Linked DNA regions of Mus musculus: region 1 is linked to region 2. Evidence: chromatin loops called from intact Hi-C (ENCODE). Cell type or tissue: gastrocnemius. All regions are shown on one strand. Links, peaks and the distances in the headings refer to the core of each region. The heading gives the core; the rest is flanking DNA. Region 1 overlaps Satb1 (special AT-rich sequence binding protein 1). Region 2 overlaps Satb1 (special AT-rich sequence binding protein 1).

Region 1 (9,797 bases), core at 1,272-9,271, 55 kb before region 2:
AGATAGTAGTTTGTTTCTTTGTCTCTTTAAAAGGTCACAGTGAAAGCTTGGCCTGGATTGTGCCGGCCATATGGAATGGATAAGGGCACAGGCTCTTCAAATGTGCTACTGGGGTTCTGTCGGGCAAGGAAAGGACCCTAAGAGGAACTCTTGAAAAGGATCTCACGACGAAAAGAAAAGAGAAAAAAGATAAAAAAAAATTAAAATCAGAATTGCGTGCGTTTATTTCCTGCTTTTTAAAGGAAATAATTACTGAGATGGAGTTCATCAGCTCTGTCCAGGAAAGATCTTCTGTGGTCTTATTTTATGGACAGGGAAATGGGGTTTGGGACAAGTAGCCTGCTTTCTGGGTGCCATCCATACACTGCTCTAAAATGGCTTTTAAAAGATGTAACTCAGACTCCTGAGCTGAGCTGAGCTTTGGTTGAGACCACAGTTAGACCCAGCTGTTGTCCAGGGAGGCCTGTTGGCAATGGCTGGATTCAGCTCAAACCTCAGGTTTGGTGAACTTTTGCCTTGGCATAGAGTTTAAAGGAGTATTAAATTGAGTGTTTTATGTGCATGTAATTTTGCTTTATAATGCAAACCTTTTAGAGGATGACTTAGTGTCTAGTAGATGCTTTAGATGTGTATTCAAAAAACAGTTTTTCCCTATGTGATGCTTTGACAGTCAATACTTTAAGTTGGAGTCCATCCTTTCCTTGTGCAGCTCATGGTGCTGCTGAGCCTCGTGATTACCTAATATGTTCTGTAGTATTAACTTTGATGCTGTTATGAATTCCCGCCCCCTTTTTTCTCATAAGTTGCCTCTCAAGGGTTAATTTTTTTTTTTTTTTCTGTTCAATTCCTATGTTTCAAAATTTGTCTTCTGCTCTAGGGCAAGGCAACCAGTTTTAGAAAAATCAGCTTTGCATTGTGATCCACATGCAACATAAAGAATGTTTTAAATAAGTTCATAGTCGTCACTCTGATTTTGGCTTTAGACTGCAGCTTAATACAATGGGAAAGAGTGATCTTGATAAAAAGTAGTTTTAAAAAGATGCGTTTATTGTTAATGAACCTCAAAACCAAAAACAGATGGGCCCTCGACCAAGGGTAAACCTTCAGTTGTTAGCTTGTCACCCTGGAGTACAAGGATAAGTAACTATTATTATTTCTCAAACTTTGGAATTCTTGGATTGGCATTCTTAAGGTTGCCTTAAGCCCCCAGATCGCATGCCTGTTCCCATGACTTGATCATATAGGGCAAAGTAGGATGGACTTAGCAAGAGAAAAATGTATACAGGAAAGCCATGCTAATACAAACTGGATCTCAGCTGATCCAGATCCAAAGAGTTTGCGTATGGCAATTATTTTTAAAAAGTATATAAGATACTTCAAAATACTAGCCGGTTGGAAAAAGTGATGTCATAGTCTCTGTGGCTTCCCCAAATATTACCAATACTTCAAGGCTGATGAAAGTTTATGACATAGCCCTATTTAAAACTATAATTTAGAAGTAACTTCAGTTTATTGTACCAATTGCTTTATTATGAACAGTATTCAGAATTGAACTCTAATATTTAATACAACTGAAAATTAACATTTTTCTGAAATTATTAGATGCCAACTCCCTTGCATACTAATTACTTTTTATTACTAGAGACTGTGTTTTGTCAATACTAATACTGTTAGTATTTTTTTGTGAGCTTCATATATTCAGGTTTTTTCCCTATTTAAATTACTGGCAGCATCCAGTTAGCAGTGGACACCTAAATAAAATGTTAACTCCAAAAGACAAGTTGTCTTGCTAAAAGTCCTCAGCCATTTGAAGAAGCCCTTCACACCATTAGGGGTGTGCTTAGGGGGTGTCATGATCCAGTCACATGTTTGACCAGGGGCTTGATCTTTAACAGCACAGAACTCTTGAAACTTAGATAGTAGAAAACTTTTTGCTGTCTTAGCTCATAAGCCAAGTGGCAAGCTAAAAAGCATTTGGGTGTGTGTGGGGCTCTGCTGAGGTTTCCGTCCATAACATAGATTGAAATGTATGTTAGAATGTAAGCCTCTAATGAGCTTCGTCTTTTCACTGGTAATCCTTCTGTCCTTTATTAAATGTATTATAATCAGTTTGTCATGGATTTTTAATTTTAAAACTGAGAGTACATGAGTGTAATTTTTTATTTTCTTTTTATCTTGTGATTACCCTTGTTCTGAAAGTAAGCCCATTTTCCTCCTAGTTTTAGATGAGAAATCACTTTTTAATTCATGTACATTGGTACAGATTCCATAATCTTCTGTTGATTTATATAGAAGCACAGCCTTTTAGATCATTACATAGTTGCACAGATGTGTTTGTGGAGGGAAATGTCTAGGGATGAGACGTGTATGGGGCAGGCATAACTATAGACCTCCACCCACTGATAACGTCTTCTTTTCCAGTTCTGGCAGGTGATCTGTAAGACAGTGACTGAGTATGGATCATTTGAACGAGGCAACTCAGGGGAAAGAACATTCAGAAATGTCTAACAATGTGAGTGATCCGAAGGGTCCACCCGCCAAGATTGCCCGCCTGGAGCAGAACGGGAGCCCTCTAGGAAGAGGAAGGCTTGGGAGCACAGGTGGAAAGATGCAGGGAGTGCCTTTAAAACACTCGGGCCATCTCATGAAAACCAACCTTAGGAAAGGTAAATACTCGCCAATCAAATCCTGCAAAGCTGCTTGATGTCTGCCCAAGGCCACCCTGTGTGGAGGTGTAGGGCTGGAACATGCTGGGCATATTCTCTTTCTAGGTGTCTTTCTGATGGGAAATTAAATGGCATTGTGGGCTGTGGTGTCAGTCAGGTTCTGAAAGCATGTGTGCTGGTTTTGAGTGGTGCCTCTCTCTTCCTAAGACTGGAGGCCCTGGTATATTTGGAGAGTAAAAAGTCTGAGTTCAGTGTCATGGTCTTCGTCTAGACAAGGTCCATTTGGCGACACTGCTGCAGTTATGGGTGTGCAGGTAGCTGCTGTTTGAGCTGATCCTGGGTAAGAGACTGAGCTTGTCTGAGAATCACCATAGGTTTTTCCTGAGATTACTAACTGTAAGGGGATTTTCAGGACATGGACCTGACATGAGAACAAAGATTTCTGATGTAATTTACTGTGCTTTTTATTTTTCTGAAGAGCAAAGTTATTATTTAACAGTTTGTTTTTTAAAAACAATTTGCTGATTCTGGTTTTTAATTTTGAGTATTTTTGGTAAAGGGAAAGGAAGATTTAGGCAAGTTTGTAAAGGGGAAAAATACAAACAAGTGATTTTTCTACCAATATTAAATGGATGAAGTTTTTACAACTTTGCCTGTGTTAGACATTGCTGTCCCTACAAGTCAGGTCCTGTGTGGAATACCCTGTATGCCTCACAGGGGTCTTTATTTTGTCATTGAATAACATGTAGGACTCAGATTTTTTCTGCATTTGCTAAGCAAAGAATAATAATGCCATCTTTTACTCAGCACGAATACTAAGCAGAGAAAGTTAGGAGGCCGAGGAATTTCATTGTGTTTGATGCATAACATTTATCATATTTATCATACAATCATTTATTTTTTTCCTTGGTTTGGCGAAAACAAAGAATATATTGATCCTGAAATAAACAGACACAGCACTCCGTATTGTTAGATCTTTATCTATTAAAAATGGAAAAACAGCCCTTCAGCAAATTCTTTGGCCTCTACTCATGATTACCCTATTTATTGATTGTTTGCCAAGAATGTATGCATCTTTAAGCCAGGGTAAGAGCATTAAAAATATAATTTATTATGGCTTTTCAAACAGAGTGCATTAATATTGTACTGTGTAGTGCTGAGGCTCTATAAAAAAAGACTTTCTGACGCCTGCAAACACACAAGTTCCATAAATTCCTAAATAGGAGATTTCAGCTGTCTCTGGTATTATGTGATATTTGCACAGCAAACTTTAATGCCAGGACAGTTTTAGACAAGGATTCTACAGACTTCCCTGCTCCTTATGGCTGCCGTGCTGTTTACACAGGCTCATGAACCTCCAGCAAAAGCCTCTAAGACTGCCTTCAGGTTTAAATCATGTGGTATTTTTAGCTTGCAGCAGTGACCAGTGCTCCCTGTCTAATGCAGGAAGGCTATGAAGTTGCAGTAGTTGGAAGTCTGGCCAAACACCAGCTTGAATAATCAGGCAGTCCAGCGAAGGCTCCTGTTTAACATTACTCCTAGTAACAGGAGGGCAACCGTGACAGTTCTCAAGACGATCTAGCACCGGATTTGTAATTAGATGATCCTGTTGCTACCGTATCGCAGCCACCTTTATTATCTATAAGGCACCTTTAAATTCGATCAATTAAACACAGAGTCAATCCAGGCTGTTTCAGTGGTTTGAAAAGGTTTCACTTATTTCATAGAGCAGAGGTCTGAAAAGCTATTTGACACCTCTGATTCCATGAGAGGAAAATGCAGTATACGTGATTTTGGCTTGCAAACCCCAACTCCTCAGACATCAGTAGTGAGGAGAAGGAGCTAAGAGCTAGAGTGTGGTCATCTCACTCCTCAAATGCTTTAAGAAATGCATTGCATTCAAAATTACATATCTAAGAAATACATTTTAATTCTAGGAGGGTCTGCGCTCAAAACAAACAGCAAAAAAAAAAAAAAATCAGAAGTCTTTTGGGAGGTTTTGTTTTTTTATTATTTTTTTTAATCTTATTTTTCATGTGCTTGGTTTCTGTTTGACAGGTGCTAGATAAAAATTGTGGCTAAGCTGAGAAAGCACTAAGAAAAAGGGGTTGGGTGTTTTTATTTGTTTAAGAGATTTTGCCAAAATACCTTCAAGCCAAGGAAGAAATCACCAGTTTGCATATTGCTATTTTTGCTGCGGTCTCCCCAAGTTCTCTTCTGATCCCTGACGGGTTCTCTCTCTGGTATAAAACAGCTGAATGAATGACAAGAATATTGGCAAGCTCTGCGGCTTGTGTTTCATGCCTAGCCTGCTGGTACTTCCCAACGAGTTTGTGAGCTTTTCTAAGTAAACCTAAAGGGGTTGGTTTAATTGTCAGAGCTGGAGTCTCCTGTGAATGGTTTCGCAGAGCTTAGGTGAAGACACACATGTGGAAAGATGGAGCTGTTTTATGGCCGGCTTTTGTTCAGCAGAAACCAGCAAATAGAGGATTTGTAAAGGGCCTCTCAGGCAGTAGGGAAATGTCATGCCGATCCTCAGAGCAGGGGATGGGCAGCTGACACCCTCAGAAGTTAGGGTTCTGCCAGTCCAGTACAAGTCCAGAGTATAGAGCCGACGCAGGCAGGGATACTGTGGAACTAATTGGGGATCCTGGGTGCCCTGTTAAAGTAACCCTTGTCATCATTTATGCTAAAGATGATACTCTCCTGGCAGTGTGCCACAGTACTGCTCAGATGCATCTGTTTTTAACCCTTTTCTGGAACTGTTGGAAGTCTGACAGCGTACTGCATTAATACCTTGAGTGCCACTGCAGGTGGACTCCGGCTTCTGGGCCAAATCTCCTTCCCAACAGTCCTGTGGCCTGTGTCACTGAGCTCTTGGACTGGGTGCCAACAGAGAAGCAGCAGACCCCACGCAGAGCCTGCCTCTCCTGGATCGCAGGAAGGCCAGCTTTCCTTTCACACTCTGTCATTTTTACCATATTTAACTGCAGCAGAAATTGTTAACGTTAAAGACTTATGGCTGCTGTCAATGGCTTTTTCCTGGATAGATGAAATGGGTAGTCATAGATAGAAGTATTCTGTTTTGTTTGTTCTGTACATTCAAACAGTGCCTATGAGCACCGATGTGGTTACGTTTTGTGTTTCTTTTGTGGAACCAGTTAGAGGAAATGCTGAAAACCAGGCAGAAAAATCATTGTCTAGTCAGATAATTTGGGCGCAAGCAGGTAAAGCTTGTTATTAACAGAAGTGTGTATGCAGGAAGAAGGTGGGCTCTTCGAAGACAACTGCAGTGGGTTCTGTTTGCGTAGCAGTTAAAGCAAATCAGACCAGACACTTATCTGTCTCTCGTCAGCATTACTGTTCGATCAGAAAAGTAATTCTGCGTTCACTGATTTTGGAAGATGCACTATTAAAATGAATGGCGAGGCCACGTTACCTTATGAGCAGGTACACCGTAAAGGAAGTTAAAGTCTTTCCTGTGCAACTTTTAAACAGTAAATGACTGCATGTTTGTCTGTGTGCCTGTGTCTCCCCCCAGACTGCCTGGGAAGCTCTGTGGCTCCTCTCACTGTGGTGAAGATTTAGTTTCATAGCTTAGGTCTTCCTCCCTCCAGACTGTTTCTGAAGATTGTTGGTTTTCTATATTTTCCTCTGTCTCTTTGATAGGAACCATGTTACCAGTTTTCTGCGTGGTGGAACATTATGAAAACGCCATTGAGTATGATTGCAAGGAGGAGCACGCGGAATTTGTATTGGTGAGAAAGGATATGCTTTTCAACCAGCTGATAGAGATGGCGTTGCTGTCTCTAGGCTATTCACACAGCTCTGCTGCCCAAGCCAAAGGTAAAGGATGCATTTGTGGGGCTGGGAAGTTGCTGGTCCTCCTGTTTGCCTCTCAGACAAAGCAGGGAACATTTTATTCAGAGAGCTACAGCCTGTGTTTTATGTTGGTTCCTTATAGGCTGTGGCTTTAAAAATTGGCTTAATTCAGTTTGGTTTAGTTAACACACATTTTGCTCATGTGGAATGTCGAGGTAAATTTTTTTTTTTAAATTACTTCAGCTGAATCATTAGGATGCTTATTGACCTTAATAATCTGCTCCACTGAGGACCCACAAGGAAGTGAGGAGCCTATCTGAGCAGATGGACTGTTGAGAGTCAATTTGCATTTATGACTGAATATCTAGTTCTGTTTCTTTTATTCTGTTTCTGATGGTTTTATAGGCTGTAAAGTATTTTTCAATGCTGATTCCCACTGCAATAGGGAATCTTATCTAAATCATAAAGCCATTTAGAACCGGTTCAGCTATGTCTTATTAGAACTTCCTGTAAGTTAGGACAATGTGGCCTGATGCATGGGTTTTATTGATTGGTATTTATTTCCAAAATAATAAACAACCCTATAGTCATTTACATAATTTCACAATTTGGAAAGCTAGGCTGTGAATATCTTCATTGACCTGCCTTTTTGAGGGAAAGAGAAGCATTCGAACAGAAGTAACACTATTGGCTGTGGTGGGGGCAGTGCACAAGAGCGCAGCAGTCTTTTGCTGGACCTGAGAGCCAGCACTAAGCATGTCCCCTCTCTATCTGGACTAGGGCTCATCCAGGTTGGGAAGTGGAATCCAGTTCCACTGTCGTATGTGACAGATGCCCCTGATGCCACGGTGGCAGACATGCTTCAAGATGTGTATCATGTGGTCACCCTCAAAATTCAGTTACACAGGTGAGTCCAGGCAGGGACATAGTCTCCCTCCCTACAGTGTGGACGGAAAGCTGCTTTGGCCAGCTTGCATTTTTTATTTACTCATCGTTTGAGACATGCTAATCCAAATTAATTTGGTAACTTTACCCCTTCTGTTATTTTCTCCAACTTCAATATATGACTTTAAAATTTACTTCCTCCCCCCGAAATTTATGTTTTTTTTTTCCCTGCGTGCTATCAAAAGATAGGACTTTTTACTTTTAGTCAATTAAATGATGCATTACAAGAAGGCATTTTACATAAAGTTTACTTAAGAAAAAAATATTTTTGCATATCATGAACAGTGCCATCTGTGTACATTTTGTGAAAGAATGCCTTATTCGCTTTTGCCACGATCTTATTTATTTATATATGTATTTTTTGTCATTTTAATTCGTATGAACAGAGTCATGGGAGGAAATCAGTTAATACGTTAACGCTTTTCACCGTGGCTTGTGAGAAAGCAGCACACCTTAAATTGTCTTCCCAAGTGCATCAGAGCAGGAAGGTAGAAGTAACATGAAAAAATAGCCACCACAGGCAGCTGATGTATAATTCATGCATCGATACAGCAGATGTGTTGTATAAAGTAATTAACTAATCGGAACAATCAGGAGACCGAGAGCAATCTCCAGATGCATCTGTTTGATGCGCAAAATGAAATCTGTCTGTCTTAAAGGAATGTTCTGCAGCGGGATGCAATCCTGTAATAATCCCCTTTCTAATCTCTGTCTCAAATAGTTGCCCTAAACTAGAAGACTTGCCTCCTGAACAATGGTCGCACACCACAGTAAGGAATGCTCTGAAGGACTTACTGAAAGATATGAACCAGAGTTCGTTGGCCAAGGAGTGCCCCCTTTCACAGGTACTCAGCAGAGCGTGTCATAAATAATAAGACATCATGGGCGAGCTACCACTTGAGGTCTGATGGGGATCCCTGGTTTCAAGCAACTGGTATCTGAAGCAAGAATTTGCTAAAAATGCTAAGTGATTGACCACTGGTGACCTTTGAAAATCTGCCTGGCTTATTCTGAAGCAGAGGTTTTGGTGTCCTTCCTCCCTTGGTGGGGTAGGGACTGTACCTAGGAAAAGCAGTCTGGCAGAAGACAGTGTACTCTGCCAGCTCATCCTTAGATTTACTTCTGAATACTCTGAGCCCTCTCTGAGGCGGACTCAGTGGCAGGCCCTTCTCACTTGGGTTATGGGGTGCTAGTATCAGTGTTCCTGTGCAGAGCTTCCGAACGCTGGCTGCGGAAGATCATGCTACTGTTGTAGGGTGCTTGCTCGAGTACCACAAAATGAGAAAGTGTTTGCTGAAAATAACTGTAAATTATGTATGTATGTTAATTATAAATATAAGAAATCTCTTTCCTGGAACAAAAGGTCCATAATTATTGCCCATTAGGAGTTTACAACCAATTTTGAAGAATTAGTTCACTTTTTAAAAATGGACTCCTATTCTTTTCTTCTTGAAATGAGACAGATTTATTATTGTTGAATTTCATTTTCTGGAATGAGTTTTTGGTAAAGGACTGGAAACTCTAGGTTTTTGCCAAGTTTAAAGCCAAACATTCTTTCTGATGACACAGCTGATAGTCACCATAGAGTATGGTACAGCATCATCACTCCTCGGCACCCTCACCTCTGCTGAGGACATTAAAGGTTACAGTAAAAAAATTGGAGTGCTCGTTTAAAGTTTTCTTTGAATTCAAGTTTAAAATGTAATTTTGAATATTAGTCCGCCAGTCCTTTGAACTTGCATTACTCTGCATAAGCATTTCTGGAGTGACTAGTTTTTCCTAGCTTGTCTTTATGATGCTGAAGAGCAAGTATTCATTCCATGTATGTTTTTGTGCAAGGCTCCTGAGCATTCCTGGGTACCTTAAGAGGAAGCCTTTGGACTTTACACTGCTGTTGCCCAGTAGTTCATGTGTTCAGCCTTGCTGCATTGGAGGCCTGCAGTTCTGCTTTGATCTCAGTTAGCAATTCTAAGACAGGAGCAATTCTGGATCAAGCTAAAGCCACAGACTACACAGACACTCTGTATTATTGAATGTTCATTTTCTTGAGACAAAACTTTTTTTTTTTAAATAAATTCATTTATCCCATCAGCAGCTATCTTTTCCTCATTGTTGAAATAGAGAGGATGTGAATCTATAACCAGAAAATAAAAGTAATTTGAATGAATCTACAATAGCTAAGTCAGTCTGATGGCACAGTGAAGCAGAGCAACTTACTTCTGGGACCATGTGGTGAAGACAACTCCAGAGAGCATGTTGCCTGGTTATTAGCATTTGAAAATTGGAAGGCTGACCTAGAATGAACCATGGTGTTGTTACTAAGAATTCCAAATACCCCATGCAGCAATACCCTGTACCTTCATG
Region 2 (9,797 bases), core at 996-8,995:
CCCAAGTACCTCTGCCTTTGTTCAATCCCCTATGCTGCCTCTCTTGTCTCTGCCCTGCTCTCTTACCTCCTACCATTTAGGAAACTCTAGGTTGGAAAGCCAGCAGCAGGTCCACAGTTCTCAAAGGATGCTCTCATCCTAGCCTCACCTTTAGATAGATTAAGGGATGAAACTAGCCAGATTAGAATGCTAGTGCCCCATTTGCAATTTGCAAACTCATTCTTTGTGTGTGGAAACAAACAGGAAACCAGTGTGCTATGTATGCATTAATGTAACTGTCCATTGACGTTGCTTAAGACATAGCAGTATCTTAGGAGTGAGCTTCAATAGAACTGAATTATATAAATCTAATAAAAATTCTCTTTCCCATTCGATGACCTAAGGGTCTGATGTTGTGGGAACCATTTTATCAATGCGACTATCCCCAACACACACACACACACAAACATATTCAAAGGTACACCTCTGAAAGGCCTCTGGTTGGAAGCTGAGACACTGTGGGCTATAACCATCCTGCTAGGAGTAACTAACTGTTTAACTCTGCCCTACCTCTAAGAAACATGTTCCTTTGGGGTTAAGGAAGGAAATTATTTCACAAATGCACAGAGAGAAGGTTTTCAGTTTGCTGGGTCCTATCTAGATTAATTATAAAAATAATATGAAGCATGTGAGTGTGTATTTGAGATATGTATGTAGATGCACATTTAAGGTTGGGGGCACATCCTGTTCAGGGGTTCTTATACTGTGTTCCACTCTTCCCAAGGGGACAACGACACCCCTGATTTATTTTGTGTGACTTCTGAATGGAAGGTGGTGTTTCATTCAGCCATTCATACCAGCAACAAATCCCAGCAACATTTGTAATACAAATTGATCATCAGCAAAAAAACATCTTTATAGCATATCATGTCATGATAGAACTCTTGAAATATTGTTTTTCTTGATCATCACTAGAAATCTACTGCTTTAAATTGGAGTTTGGTGTGTTAATTTAAACATATGCCTGCATGTGTGCATGCACACACACACACACACACACACACACACACACACACACACACACCTTTTAATATATCAGAAATTTTTAATAGATTGGTTTAGTCTGGTCCATTCCCACCCCCATGTCTTGAGTTATCTATAAACCGATTATGTATATCAGTGTAATTGGTTTTCTTTGTAATTTTATGTATTTATTTCAAACATATAAAATCCTTCCTCTGAAGAGGCATCCATGGGCTTTACCCAGACTGCCAGAAGGGTCTGTGGCACCAAAGAGATGAGATCAATGATAAATTGTGTAGAGGGAACAATTACATGTTTAACATATTAGCCTAAGAATTTTTTAATTTACCTGGGAAACATTTTCTTCCAATTTGTTTATTGCTTTCTGGTGTGCTGATTTTTCAAGGGCTTGTCACTTCAAAGCATAGTAAGAGGAGGCCTGTAGTAAGTTAGTAACATCCAAAACAAACCCTAAAACTGTACCAACAAACGTGTCTCTAGCATAGATACCCACAGTGAGTACTGTACTTCATGAGCGAATGCCTTTGCTGGAGATAAAAAATGATATACTAGTTAGGCCACACTTTGAATAACAATGTAAACCTGAGGCCTGGATGCCTCTTACCTCATTGGATGAGATGTGTTAGGAAAAACAAGTCCCTATAGTACGTGTGCTCACGTGTACCCTTCCTTTGCAGAGTGGCAGTCTGAGAGATGGCCACAGTAATGACCTGCAGACAGGTAGAGTGAGTGACCCGGGAGTAGACTCATCAAGCTTTATATTTCTAAACAATATGGAACAGTGAGAGGATGCCCATAAGACAGAGCTCCTGCCAGCCTCTCCCTTGGGCATTTCTGCTTTGGCTGTGCTTAGGTGAAGAATAACAGAGGTAGCCTGCACCTAGGCTTAACCTTCCTGGTGTGGCCATTGTCACCCTGACCCACATGGTATACAGACATAGTCATGCTTTCTGTCATGGCTACTTGAGAATCACAAGATTGGATTCTCTCAAATTAGACAAACTTCTGCTAAACGTGTTTGCGTAATGGAGGAGATTATGTGGTTTTGAGACATGAGATGGCCTTATCAGCAAAGTCATATATAGGTTGGGGGCTTATAATGACCCTGACAGTTGTCCCTCTTGGGGTCTGACTCCCACGACTCATAAATTCCAGATTGCCTTCTCTTGGCTTAAAACTTCCTTGTTCTTTCTCCTAGAACATCATAGAGGAAAGATTTAAATTTTTAATTCCCTAATTCTAACTATGCATAATGGAAAGTATAGCTCATTTCTGGAGCTGTCTGCAGTACTGAAAAGGTTTATATAAATCAGTTGAAAATGTAGTGTAGAAATATTTGTTTAAAATAATCTAGTGGCACATTATCTGTGTAAGGCAACAGGCTATCCTATCAGGTAAATCACCTTAAAAAATTGCTTATTTTATGAACTTTCATTTTTTTTAATTATTTAATTATGAATTTTCATTTTTATAATTTTCCCTCTCACATATGGTATATGTCCATTAGCTTCATGCTTTTTGTAAGATTTTTCAGACTTTTCAATAGGAAAGGAGCACGGTGAAATTTTAATAATAATTAGTAAGCAACCCAGTAAAAACATCTACTTTGTAAGTCCACATGTGTTTGAGTTGAGGTTTGGGGCAAGTCAGGTTTCCTAGGTTTCCCTTTTAAAGAGCATTACACACATCTGCCTTAGGGCCCTTTGTTGATGCTCTGCCTCTGTGAGCCTAGGAAGCCAAATTCAGCTCAAATTTTATTTAAATAAAGCATCTTCCCTCTGAGTTGACACTGCTGGACTTTGCAGCCATATGCGAGACCCCAGGAATAACAGGGATGTGCATTGTCTTTTACCGTTGCCCAGGTTGGGCCATTTTTATAACTTCACCTCACAGCTTACTGGCTCTTCCCTGTGTTGTGGCGAGTCCTCTCGCAAGTTTTTACACTCACCAAAGTGTGAGCCTTGGGATAGTTCCAGGTCCCTTGAGAAGAGTGCAGAGAAGAGTTTGCTACTCACAGGGCTATGTGTGTTCACATCTATTTGGGCTAAATGTAGCTCAGTGGGGCTGGGGGGTGGGCTGGAATAGAGAAGCAAAGTCAGGGATTAAATTAATCCGGGTTTAAGACCCAGAGCGCAAGTAGGTGTTGAAGAAATACAAGAGGCCTTCCTGAGGCCGAGAACTGACAGGAACTCACGTTGGTTATGGAGGAGACAGACAAGAAAAATTAGATTTTTAATTAAAGCCATTTGCTCTGCATATTTTTATTACATCGTCACTACAGAAAAATCAGAAAATACAAGCATAAGGAAGAACATAAAAATATCCATAATCTCAATCACCTAGAGATATTCTGATTTAATATCCTGATTTAGGCTCTTTATCTACACAGGCATGTACTTGTATGCATATGTGTGGATAGATGTATATGTGTGTGTTGTGTCCATTTGCATATTGTAGCAGCCATCAATTTTCTATCAGTGAATTTAGGTTACTTCCAACTTTTTGCTGTCACAAATGATGTGAATGTCAACACTATTGCAAAGAATGTTATGTAGCTTTGTGTCTTAGCTTTGGAATAAACATTGGAAAGTGATGTTACTGGTGCAGAAAAGGCATTTATTTGTCTTTTAAGGATCATTGCCGGACATTTTTACCATCTGCATTTTCACCTTTCAAAAAGAGTGTCTGTTTTATACTTCAGCATCCCAGCCTTTGGGTAGAGTTGGTAGTAGAGCTGTAAACTGAGCTATGTTGTTTCGGATGTAACTGGGTGTGTGTGTGTGGGGGGGGGGGGGGCGGGGAATCTGGTAACCCAGCTATGCTCTTTGGCCATCTTAATGTGTTCCAGTCCCTATGAGATGATGCACATTTGATAGTGTCAGCAACAATATATAACAGTAATAGTTGGAATGTTACTGAGTACTGAGTCCCTTCCCTACGTGTTCTGTTTTTATTCTCGGCGTATTGAATTGGGTGATAAAACTAGACTTCCTTTTGCAAAGGAGATATTTGAGGGCTGAGGAAGTTAAGAAATGTGCCCAAGGTTTCTCACCAGCTTCCTAGCAGACCTCAGAAGCATAGCATGTAGAAGGTAAAAGATTACAGAGCTAAGTCATTTTCTTAAGCCAATGTGGTAAGGGCCCTGGGAAGTTTCATCTATTCCGAAGCAACCACATTGCTTATTTTCTCCCCAGAACTTTGCTGATTCATTTTGGGCTCCCCAAAACCCCATTATTCTGCTTAACCCCTTCAATATGGCCCATTCATTAAAGCCCCACCAGCATCACTCTCATCAGGGAAGTCCTTCAGTTTTTTCTCCCCTCCCTCCCCCGATTGCTTTTGTCCTCTGTCCTTTGTCCTGCTTGGTATCTGCCCCTTGTTCACCTTTGTCACAGCTGCTTTCAACTAATAGTTTTGCATAGCGTACCTTTCCAGGTGGACAGTGTAGTGTCTAGATGCTTTTACTTAACTTTGCTCTATCCAGTCATCTCAGATCAGGCATCAGACTGAATGTACTCTGTTTCCGTTGTACCAGCCACTGGGAGATTAATACCATTGCTATCTGTTGTTTGTAGAGGAGGCGTCTTCACAGGGGCTGAGAGAGGAGATTTGCTCAGATTAGTTTTGATGCTTTCCTGTCCACTGTGTGCTCCTCATTGGTCTACTGAGGTGCTTGATGGAGGCTTGACGGAGAAGTAGTATTTAGAGGGGGGTAAAAAGCCTTTCTTCTAGAGTAAAATAAATAGAAAACAGAGCATGAGACTTTGTGGGCGGGCCGTAGATACTAATTAGTCCAACCGAGTGTGAGGGGTGTGACCAGGCATAGGACTGAATGCAAGCCTCTGGGGCCCTGAGCTTTGCTCTCGTGTTGAGGTCTCTAGAGGTCACATTGAACCATAGGACTGCATGGACAGGCAAAAGGTGGATGAGGGGTGTGGAGGTTTTCATCCTGCAGCCTCATTCCCAAAAGCCTTCCCACGGTGGTGAAGAAGATTCAAGAAAGCTAAATCTGCCTGGTCCGTTAACCTGTCTAGAAGTTTTCAGAGCCCGTCGACATGCCCAGTCTGCAACCATAGGCCCCACGTGACCAAGGATAGCTGCCTAGAGCACAGCATAGATGTCATCAACTCATTTAAAACTCCAGGGGTTTTTTGTTTTTTTTTTGGGGGGGGGGGGGTTGGGGGTTTTGTTTTTGTTTTTGTTGTTTTTTTTTTTTTTTTTATTTTTTATCTTGGGTGTGGGTAACTCATTTGGGGTTTTCAGGTGTGAACATTATAAATGACATCACAGTATCTTAACAGGAGGGCAAACCTGCAAGTCCACAAACTGAGTTAAGAATCACATTAATTTGCTTTTTGTCGGACCCCATTAGTTCTAGGTGGTGGTGCTGATATTCCTTACTGATAAAAGCCGTTATCACCACTGGTCCGATTCTCCCCTAAGTCAAGAGAGGAAAAGTTTCCCACTGGAAGTAATTGAAAGAATTTGGTGCCTCTAAGAATAAGTTCAAGGAGGACGTGTCCCAATTTGAAGAAGCCAGTGGTAGGCAGTTCTTAGTGCTGGTAGGAGAGGCTAAAATTAATGAGAATTTATGGCACAAACCGCAGGGGTACTCTGCATTTTTGAGATATCCTTTATAAAAAATAAGAATGAAAATTTAAGAGTTGAAGGCCAGGTGTCAAAATAGTAAAGAGAGGCTAAATTATTCTGCTAAAACGTACGGACTATCATCAAAAATGTTGTCAGAGTGTGTGTGTGTGTGTGTGTGTGCGTGTGCGTGTTTCTGGGGGCAGGTAAGATGGTTTTTCCGAGTCCACATTCACATGTCAGACATATAAGCAAGATTTTTGTCTTCTCTTAATTTGGAGTATATGTAAAAATCAAAGGTTTATGACAGGCATTTTTCCAAATCTGCTGTTTTAAAAATAAAGTCCAAGCTTTGTTTAGAAATCTTGTATTTCTGCCCAGTAAGGTTGTCTTCTAGGGCAGTGGTCCCAAGCCTTCCTGATGCTGTGACCCTTTAATACAGTTCCTCATGTTGTGGTGACCCCCAACCATGAAATTAATGTTGTTACTATTTCATAACTATATCTGTGTTTTCCAGTCGTTTTAAGCAACCCCTGTGAAAGGGATGTTCGACCCTCAAAGGGCTCACAGCCCCGAGGTTGAGAACTGCTGTTTGAGATATTTTAGTGGATTGTTTAGAATTTCATTTTTTTGTCTTAATTCTTCCTCTTTCACCTTCTCGAGTTCTCTCTTCTGGGAATACCTTTAATTTAGGAGAGTTCCTTACAGAGCGGCCATTTGTCTTTCCTCTTGCCAAGTTGTCTTACTATGACGTGAACAATGCGTACCACCATGCTCACACCTTGTGTGCCAGTGACCTAGAGAGGTTGAGGAAGAGACTGGAATAAAAACAGACAGCTCAAAGCAAACATTACTTTTTAAAATTATTATTATTATCTGATTACGTTGCAAGCAAAATTGAAAAGTAAAGATGGCTTGCAGTGACGGAGCACGCTCCCAGCCTCAGCACCCTCCAGAAGGCTCTTCGTAGGCATTTGTAAATGCTATGTTTTATGCTAATGATAGCTCTCCTGAAGCTGTGCTGGACCTGCTTAACCTCCTAGTAACAAAGGGGCACATGAGAAACTTCTAGACAGTCAGTTTATGGCCTATCATTACCCCAATATAGAAACCCACAGATTTTTTGGCTAAGATATTATGTCCCTTAAATAAACTAGAAAGTCTGGAAGGAGATCAGGACTCTCAAAAACAATAATCTCAAGCGTTTAAAAGAGCAGTCGTTTAAAATATTTTCATCACTACTTTTCCTTCTTTTTAACGAATGTATCAGCCGCCACACCTTTGAAAATGAATTATCAGACGGAGCACAGGAATATTTAAGCTGTATTTCTTAGTGAAACCCAGCTTAGAGAAGATGAACAGAACCTGCCCCTTTGAATGTGGAAATACTTTTCCTGGTACATCTCTGTTCAAATTTATCCTCCATGTTTTCTTTAATAAGCCAATGTTAACTTAGCAGGGAAGTGACTCCAGCGTCTGCTTAGACTCCCTGTGCTACATTTGATGTTGATACATGGAAAAGAGAGATAGATGAGTGCACTTCTTCTCACTATGGCTGTGGAAGAGAACGTGGGTCTTCGTTAATGTTAATGGCTGGAATCTCTCTTTAGTCCATAGAATAATCGGCTTGATCAGAAATTTCCCCTTCTAAAGAACTTCATAGCATTTAAGGTTAATATGTTAGGTAAAGAACACTACCCTAAGACAAGTGTTTTTATTACAGGACACGATGGGATCCTCTTTATTAAATTATATGATGATCTGAATTGGGAAAGAAGAAAAAGTGTGTCGCCTCATGCCCTCAACTTTAATGCCTTTAATCAAATAATGACCTTCTGCAAACTAGCTAATTTTAAGCGTTTAGAAAGATCAATACCACTTTGCCACCAAAAAATGGCCTAGATGATGAAATCTGATGTATTTAAAGTATCATTTCACCCTTTTAACCTAGTAAATAATTTAAAATGCTTTCAGTGCTGCTCTGCCATGGATTTTGCTTCTCAGGGTTCAGTGTTGGGAGTGTTTGGGGTGGATGATGGCAAGTTGGCTTGAGATGCATCCAGGCCTCACTCACACTTAGATCTGGAGTACCTCCCCCTTCCAAATACTATGTTTAAATACTACATTTGGGGTACAGTGTATATAAATCCTAAAAGATGTTAAAGTGGGCCTTTCTATAATGTTCGAGAGGTGGTTTAAAACACAGCAACCACGTGACACCTTTTGTTCCATCTTAAGCCTTTATGCTAAAGGTGACAGATTTGGTAGTTCTGACAATTAGAACCCATTTCCCCATCTTATAGGAGAACACTGATGTAAAATTACCCTTGAGTGCCAGCAGCTTTGTAAATAAAAAAAATTGCCCTCTATTAGCATGTTTGTGGGCAGATTAAAAACTGTCTTCATTTGCATAAGTAACACTTACAGATTCTTTTAAAAGTAGGAAATTATTTCCTGAATGATAAATTGCTAGCTTTATAGTTAGTTGTTGTTGAAAATGTACTCATTCAAAATGCCTAGCGTAGTTTAGTCTACAATAGTGAATTTTTTTGTTAGAAGTACTGTTTAATGGATTACGTACTCTGTTCTTGTTCCCACCACTTGCAAAACTGTAATTCATGCTTTGCACTAAAATGTTTGTATCAAATACTTTCCTATTTAGATTGATTTCTTTTAATATCATATATTACACGATATGCCCCAGAGATTGGAAGAAAATACTCCTGCAAATAACACATAAAAGATGAAGGTGATGGGGATGGATACAGACTTTAAAATGTTTTGCCTTTTAGAACTCAAATTACCATTCTATTTTTTTTTAAATGTATTTTTCCTTCTTAGGTGCGGCAGGAAAGCATGCCATTTTTCTCTCTCTTTAGAGCTCTTAGTTTTAAAATATATATGTACATAATGGTATTATATACATATGCATATTGCACTAAGTGTGCCTCCCATACACAAGGTACAAAAGTCTAATTTCCCCTTGAAAACTAGTTGTGTTAAGAACTCCCAGCTTTGTCCCAGACCAGACCTTACAAGCATCTCTGTGTATGAGAGGATTTGCAACGATTAACAAATTAATTTCTTAGGAGGCGTTAGTTCCCTGCCGCGGAATCACTGGGTACCCCTTCTGTGTTGCAAGTTAGCAATGAATTGACTTGAACTCATCACTCTAAGAAAGAACAGTATGGAAATCAGAGATTGAGTTTGGTGGAAATTAGCAGCTGAGAGATGGAGGTGCCAGGGTTTTGATTTAAATGTGGCACAACAAGATTCTGTCAGCAAAGCACATCATTAGAATATTGAGTTTGGAACTGCTAATTTTTCCTTTAAAATGAGCATACAGTCGAGTGTTTCATGGACCATAATAAATGCCATTGTGTTGTCGCCGCGCTTGTTTGGATTGTTGTCACACGGGTTTGGCAGTCACTCTGCTTTTTCTCTTTCCCATTTCTCCCCCAGTCTTACATCCTTAATAGATCCCAAACCCAAACCAGTCAAAAAAGGATGCTGCTTCCTCCTTCGTCTTCCCATTAACATCTTCTCTGCACTGCTTTCTTGCTTACCATAGCAAGGCGTTTGCAGATGGCTGTCGGTTACTATAAAGTACGTAACAATATCTCCTTGGTGGCAGATGGATTTAAGACTTTTAGTTCTCAATAAATGTAGGTTTACAATACATAACTTTACAGGATTCGTGTTGTATATAACAGGTTGAACATATTATCTCAGAATTCATCTGCATGGCATTTTCAGCTTACACAGGGTCCATGCCAGGTTTTGTTGTTGTTGTTGTTGTTGGGTTTTTTTTTTTTCCTTTTTCTTTTTTCTTTTCTTTTTTTTTTTTTAAGTAATAGGGAATTGCTGTGATTGATAGCAACAGCTCAAGGCGTGATTTTGAATAGAAACAAAGGGTTTGGAACAGAAGGTGTCAAATTAAACTTTGTCAGTTTGAAAAGTAGTAACATCCTGAAAGTTGTACTAATTTATTTACATGTGGCTACTGTTTGTATTTTGCCCTCATTAGATGCAGTGTGATGCTGCTTGGCAATTTACCACATTTAAAGTTTAGGTTGTTCCTTGTGCCATTTTAGTTTTTCTGAGAATGGATCGGTCTCATTGTGAAGACTTGTTAGGCCACCGTCTTTTCTACCATTCAAAGAGTTGTAATCTAATTTAATTTTGAA

Evidence for each region. A loop is a pair of places that touch in the nucleus more often than their neighbours do. Peaks named below come from ENCODE experiments on the same cell type or tissue, not always from the same donor. Only the 100,000 strongest peaks of a DNase experiment are listed, where the experiment ranks them.
Region 1: it touches region 2 in a loop (6-fold over the local background); 2 of 42 quality-filtered maps call a loop at or near these places.

Annotation. Positions count from the first base shown.
Region 1 is chr17:51,801,912-51,811,708 of GRCm38, reverse strand. Satb1 (special AT-rich sequence binding protein 1) reads left to right here. Exons shown (of 11, transcript NM_009122.2): 2 at 2,422-2,666; 3 at 6,336-6,512; 4 at 7,269-7,395; 5 at 8,155-8,278. The coding sequence starts at 2,456. Among named protein-coding and RNA genes, the nearest start is that of Satb1, 26 kb to the left of the region's middle. In gastrocnemius, for the core only: no CTCF peak of the experiment used is centred there; a DNase peak (open chromatin) is centred at 5,434; H3K4me3 peaks cover 1,451 bases; H3K27ac peaks cover 3,808 bases.
Region 2 is chr17:51,746,630-51,756,426 of GRCm38, reverse strand. The region is part of intron 9 of Satb1 (special AT-rich sequence binding protein 1); the gene reads left to right. Among named protein-coding and RNA genes, the nearest start is that of Satb1, 81 kb to the left of the region's middle. In gastrocnemius, for the core only: no CTCF peak of the experiment used is centred there; no DNase peak of the experiment used is centred there.